Regions from separate parts of the Homo sapiens genome. Here region 1 is linked to region 2. A link is an interaction called in ENCODE POLR2A ChIA-PET data of the cell type or tissue named here. Cell type or tissue: PC-9. All regions are shown on one strand. Links, peaks and the distances in the headings refer to the core of each region. The heading gives the core; the rest is flanking DNA. Region 1 holds the start of CYP4F8 (cytochrome P450 family 4 subfamily F member 8). Region 2 overlaps AKAP8L (A-kinase anchoring protein 8 like).

Evidence for each region. ChIA-PET counts read pairs that join two places held together with the same protein. Peaks named below come from ENCODE experiments on the same cell type or tissue, not always from the same donor. Only the 100,000 strongest peaks of a DNase experiment are listed, where the experiment ranks them.
Region 1: POLR2A ChIA-PET joins it to region 2 with 5 read pairs; 2 of 35 experiments call an interaction of 5 or more read pairs at or near these places.

The regions. Positions count from the first base shown.
Region 1 is chr19:15,613,093-15,615,995 of GRCh38, reverse strand. CYP4F8 (cytochrome P450 family 4 subfamily F member 8) reads right to left here and starts at 778. Exons shown (of 13, transcript NM_007253.4): 1 at 716-778; 2 at 182-380. The coding sequence starts at 379. In PC-9, for the core only: no CTCF peak of the experiment used is centred there; a DNase peak (open chromatin) is centred at 1,285.
Region 2 is chr19:15,413,802-15,416,704 of GRCh38, reverse strand. The region is part of intron 1 of AKAP8L (A-kinase anchoring protein 8 like); the gene reads left to right. Among named protein-coding and RNA genes, the nearest start is that of AKAP8L, 3.7 kb to the left of the region's middle. RefSeq lists enhancers at 1,666-2,165, 2,166-2,667. In PC-9, for the core only: no CTCF peak of the experiment used is centred there; no DNase peak of the experiment used is centred there.

The DNA.
Region 1 (2,903 bases), core at 306-2,805, 200 kb before region 2:
TGAGTGAGTGAGGAGAGGAATGAGTGAGTGAGGAGAGGAATGAGTGGGAAGAGGAATGAGTGAGTGATCAGAGGAATGAGTGAGTTTCTCTGCCGTCCCAGACCCGAGCCCACCCCCTCAGCCTGAGCCCCATTTCCACCCTTCCACCCTGAGACACTAGATCCATCCTCCTGCCACTCACCAGGCCCAGGTGACCCAAGAACCAGTTCTGTTTCCGGGGCTGCGGGAAACACCGGAGGCGGCGGCCGTTGTGATAGAAGGCATAGGTCCAGGCCAGGATGCGGGCCAGGAGCCAGGAGGCCCCGACCACCAGCAGGAGCAGCCACGGGGATGCTGCCACCGGCCTGAGGCCCAGCCAAGACAGGCTCAGCAGCGACATCCTGCAGGGCAGACGGGATGGAGGGTGAGGTCCTGAGGCCTAGGAAAGGGGCTGGGGAGCTCCAGGACCAATGATGGGTAAACATGGTTAAGAGCATGGAGGGAGATTCAGGGAATCTCAGGGGAAGAGGCCAAGGGAGAGGGGAGAGGAGAAGTGACACAAAATTAGAGATCAAGGAAACTAGAGACCAGAAACCAGACAGCCTCATCTAGAACCACCAGCCAACTTGACCTCTGGTTACCTGCAAGCACCCATCACCAGGGCCAGCTCCCTGGAGCCATCCCAGTCTTGGGCAGTGCCCCTCCCTATCCAGCCCTGCCACCCCCAGCCTGGCACCTTCTGTCAGGAGAAGGTTGTCCCGCACAACCTCCTCTCCTCCTTTGCCAGGAGGTTTTTGCTCCTGGCCCCAGATCTAGGAAACACTTCAGGAGGCTGGGCGGGGCTGGACTAGCCAATCCTCACAGCCTGGATGCCTCCTTTGTGCCAGGGCAGCCAACCAAAACCCGGGGACTGGTGGGGACCATAACTGTAGAAGAACCAATTCAGGGTGACCGAGCATGGCCACTCAGTCCTTGGTACCTCTCATGTAAGGCAGAGGGTAAGTTGGAGGGCAGCCAATGGTGATCTGAGCCCCAAAATGTGCAGCCACCCTGCCTTTCCAAGACCAGGGGAAGGTAGGTAAAGGAATGAAGTGTTCAGATGCCAGGTGAGCTGGGTGAGGCCAAGCCTTCTCCCAAAACATCCCCCAAGTTCCCCTCCAAATGTGGGCCAGGAGAATGCTGTGCACCATTTCTCAGTGCAGATTTAGGAGATTCAGAGACAGAAGCCTGTTGCCCTCCACTGCCAGCCTGGCAGGAATTCAAGTCCTGCCTCCCAGCAGCCCAGGACCTAGGCTGAGACCTGACTGACAGGAGCAGGAACAAAGAATGCAGCACCACTGGGGATTACCCAGGGTCAGATTCTGGAGATAACGAGACCAGCTGGGAAAGCAACCTGGATGCTGGGCTCAGCATAGGAGGACAGAGGGGGCCTGTGAAGGGTAACGCTGAGGGAAGCTGAGAGCAGACGAGGTCGAGACAGTGGAAGGCAGAGCCAGGGGACCCTGAGTGGAGTCTCCTTCTGCTCTGTCCTTGCTTTGATGATGGGCAGTACTGCCCCTCCTGGGCTCAGGCTTTTTTTTTTTTTTTTCTTGAGACGGAGTCTTGCGCTGTCACCCAGGCTGGAGTGCATTGGCGCGACGGGATGGAGGGTGAGCTCGGCTCACTGCAAACTCTGCTTCCTGGGTTCAAGCGATTCTCCTGCCTCAGCCTCCCGAGTAGCTGGGATTACAGGCGCCCACTACCACGCCCAGCTAATTTTTTGTATCTTTAGTAGAGACAGGGTTTCACATGTTGGCCAGGCTGATCTCGAACTCCTGACCTCGTGATCTGCGCACCTCGGCCTCCCAAATTGCTGTGAGCTCAGATTTTGCATTTGGGAGATGGGATGTGGAATGAGGGGCTTTAGAGGGGGACAGAGGAGGAGTCTTCAGAGGAAAGAGCCTCAAAAAGAGGAGGTGAAGGGAAGGAGCTGGCAACATGCACTTTAACTGTAAGGCTCAGTTACTCAAAGTGTGGTCCAGGGACCTGCGCCATGAGCATTACCTGAGAGCTGGCAGGAAATGCAGAATCCCATGCCCCAATCCAGAAATACTAACTCAGGATTGCATCTTAATAGAACCCCAGGAAATCCCTATACAATCCTTCAAGTTTAAGTAGACTTGTTTTAAGATTCCTGGCTCCAGGCTTTGCAGGGATGCTGGGAGTTAACCCCTTAACCTTTCTGATTCTCAGGGCTTCTTTCAGTTATAAAATAAAAAGAAAAATCTATGCCTCTCAGGGCTGTTCATGCAACTATATGTTTCTTGAGCACCTACTATGTGCCAGGCACTGGGGATGCAACAGTGAGTGCTCAGCTGTCAAAGGTATCACATCACGTAAAGAGACAGGCAATGATCCAATAAATCAGACAATCCAATAAATCAGAGAATCAGGGAGGGCTTCCAGGAGGAGGTGACCTTTTAGCAGAGACATGAATGAAGAGGGAGACCCTCCAAGGGCAGCCATGGGATGCGGCACCCAGCTGCGCAAAAATGCACATGAGTTCTTCTTCCTTTGCAGTTCATGCTGAGATCACCAACACATGGGACCACACAATTCATCCTTGGGAAGGCCAAGGTGGGAAGTGAAATCTGGCCCAATATTGAAGCCATAAGCATATGTTGAACTTTCATGAGCCATGAGCAAGGACTCACACCCCAGCAGGACTCTGCAGCCTGGGAGAAGCCAAGTTTCATCACTGAGGTCCTGATTCCTGGACCAGGTAGCAGAACAGGAAATTGAGGCCAAGGGCAGGAGAGATAGTCCAGAGGGAGCTCTCTACTCTGGGAGTTTTGTGCCTGAGAAGGCTGGAGTCTCCCCAAGATTTCTCATCCAACCAGGAATATCTCAGGGGCCAAATCACACAGCCTGGCTTATGGAAAGTC
Region 2 (2,903 bases), core at 239-2,738:
GGTCTGAAATGCTACTGTACTTGTCATAGAAACATTTATTGTCTCACACAGTTTCTTTATGTTTGGAATGGATAGGTGATTTCACTGGGTGGTTCTAGCTTGGAATATCATGAGGTTACATTTAGGATCTCTATGTGGACTAGAGTCATCTGAAAGCCTGACTGAGGCTGGAGGTCCCACCTCCAAGGTGACTTAAACTCCCATGCCTGGCAGGCTGATGCTGGCCAATAATTCTTGGCCCCATGGATCTCTCCCTAGGGCTGGCTGCTGGAGTATCCTCACAACATGGTGGCTGGTTTTCTCCAGACTGAATGATCCCAGAAAGAGCAAGGCGAAAATCCCAGAAGTCACACTCAGTCATTTTCATAAATCTTATTGGTTGCACTGGCTAGCTCTATTAGTTGGGAGGGATCTACATAACGTTAAGAGGCAGGAATGGAGACCATCTTTGAGGATGGTTGTCACCCTACTCTTGGCTCAGATAATAAAGATTGAAGGCAACCTAACCTAATTCCAGTTATCTTTTAATTTTTGGTACTCTGTGTTACTCCTTCAAATAAGACTCTTTTTTTTTTTTAGATCAGGCACGGTGGCTCACACTTGTAATCACAACACTTTGGGAGGCCGAGGCAGGAAGATTGCTTGAGGCCAGGAGTTTGAGATGAGCCTGGGCAACATAGCAAGACCCTTTCTCTATAAAAATTAAAAATAAAAAAGTTAGCTCTGCGAGGTTGAGGCTGCAGTGAGCCATGATTGTGCCACTGTGCTCCAGCCTGGATGACAGCGAGACTCTGGGATTTTTTTTTTGTTTTTTTTTTTGAGACGGAGTCTTGCTCTGTCACCCAGGCTGGAGTGCAGTGGCGCCATCTCGGCCCACTGCAAGCTCCGCCTCCCAGGTTCATGCCATTCTCCTGCCTCCGCCTCCCAAGTAGCTGGGACTACAGGTGCCCGCCACCACACCCGGCTAATTTTTTGTATTTTTAGTAGAGACGGGGTTTCACCTTGTTAGCCAGGATGGTCTTGATCTCCTGACCTTGTGATCCGCCCTCCCTGGCCTCCCAAGGTGCTGGGATTACGGGCATGAGCCACTGCGCCCGGCTGACTGGGAGGTTTGCTGGAGCCCAGGAGTTCAACATTGCTGAGCTATGATCATGCCATTGCACTCCAGCCTGGGCAACAGAGCAAGATCCTGTCTCAAGAAAATATATACTCTTTTTTAAAAAGGAGAAAGGAAAAGTATAAAACTGAGAAGCATTTGTTTTGTTTTGTTGAGACAGGGTCTCACTATGTTGCCCAGGTTGGAGTGCAGTGGCACAAAATCATAGCTCACTGCAGCCTCGCCCTCCTGTGCTCAAGTAATCCTCCCACCTCACCTCAGCCTCCCAAGTAGCTGTGACTACATGTGCATGCCACCATGCCTGGCTAATTTTTTATTTCTGAGATGAGGTCTCACTATGTTGCCACGCAGGTCTTGAACTCCTGGGCTCAAGTGATCCTCCCAACTCAGCCTCCCAAAGTACTGGTATTACAGACATGAGCCACAGCATTTGGCCTGCTTTTGTATTTTTGAGCAAAAAAAGTTGACGAGAGATTGGTTAAAAGCAAGGAGTGTTGCTGCAGAACTAGAAATCCATGGTCTCAAAGTGAGAGGATTGCTTAAGCCCAGGAATTCAACACCAGCATGGGTAACATAGTGAGACCCTGTCTCTCAAAACAAAAAAAGAAAAAGAAAACAAAAATTAGCTGGGCCTGGTGGTGCGTGGCTATAGTCCCAGCTATACAGGAGACTGAAGTAGGAGGATCACTTGAGCCCCGGAGGCTGAGGCCACAGTGAGCAGTGATTGTGCCACTGCACTCCAGCCTGGATGACAGTGAGACCCCCTGTCTCTAATAAAAATAGAAAGAAAGAAATCCGTGGGCTAGGCGTGGTGGCTCACGCCTGTAATCCCAGCACTTTGGGAGGCCGAGGTGGGCGGATCACGAGGTCAGGAGATCGAGACCATCCTCGCTAACACAGCGAAACCCCATCTCTGTGAAAAATACAAAAAATTAGCCAGGCGTGGTGGCAGGTGCCTGTAGTCCCAGCTACTCAGGAGGCTGAGGCAGGAGAATGGCGTGACCCCAGGAGGCGGAGCTTGCAGTGAGCCAAGATCGTGCCACTGCACTCCAGCCTGGGCGACAGAGCGAGACTCCGTCTCAAAAACAAACAAACAAAAAAAAAAAGAAATCTGTGATCTAACATTTAGCTTTATAGGGCCATATAGGGCATATTTTATTTTTTTCAACCAGCGCTAATCAGGCTGATAAATTGTACCAAGAGAACACTTTACAAACCAGCTAAGAATTTAGGCCGGGCGTGGTGGCTCACGCCTGTAATCCCAGCACTTTGGGAGACCGAGGCGGGCAGATCTTCTGAGGTCGGGAGTTTGATACCAGCCTGACCAACATGGAGAAAACCCGTCTCTACTAAAAATACAAAATGCGTAGTGGCGCATGCCTGTAATCCCAGCTACTCGGGAGGCTGAGGCAGGAGAATCGCTTGAGCCTGGGAAGTGGAGGTTGCGGTGAACCGAGATCGCACCATTGCACTCCAGCCTGGGCAACAAGAGTGAAACTCCGTCTCAAAAAAAAAAAAAAAAAAAAAAGAATTATTCATAATAGGAGCCAAAACTGGCTACAGAAGGGCCTGCTCTGCGATCTTTGCAGATGGTATTGTGGAACAGAATGTTAATGTGGTGCAGGGTATAGAGTTAGAGCAGAGATTGCCATTGATCTTGGAGGGTTTGATGGATCGTCTTTCCTTCCTAGGGAAGCACCAGGGCCCCTCTCGCCTGAACAGACACAGATATTTTGCTCAGCAGCTTGCTGACTGTATCTTGTGAGGGTGTGGTAGGCTGTCATTT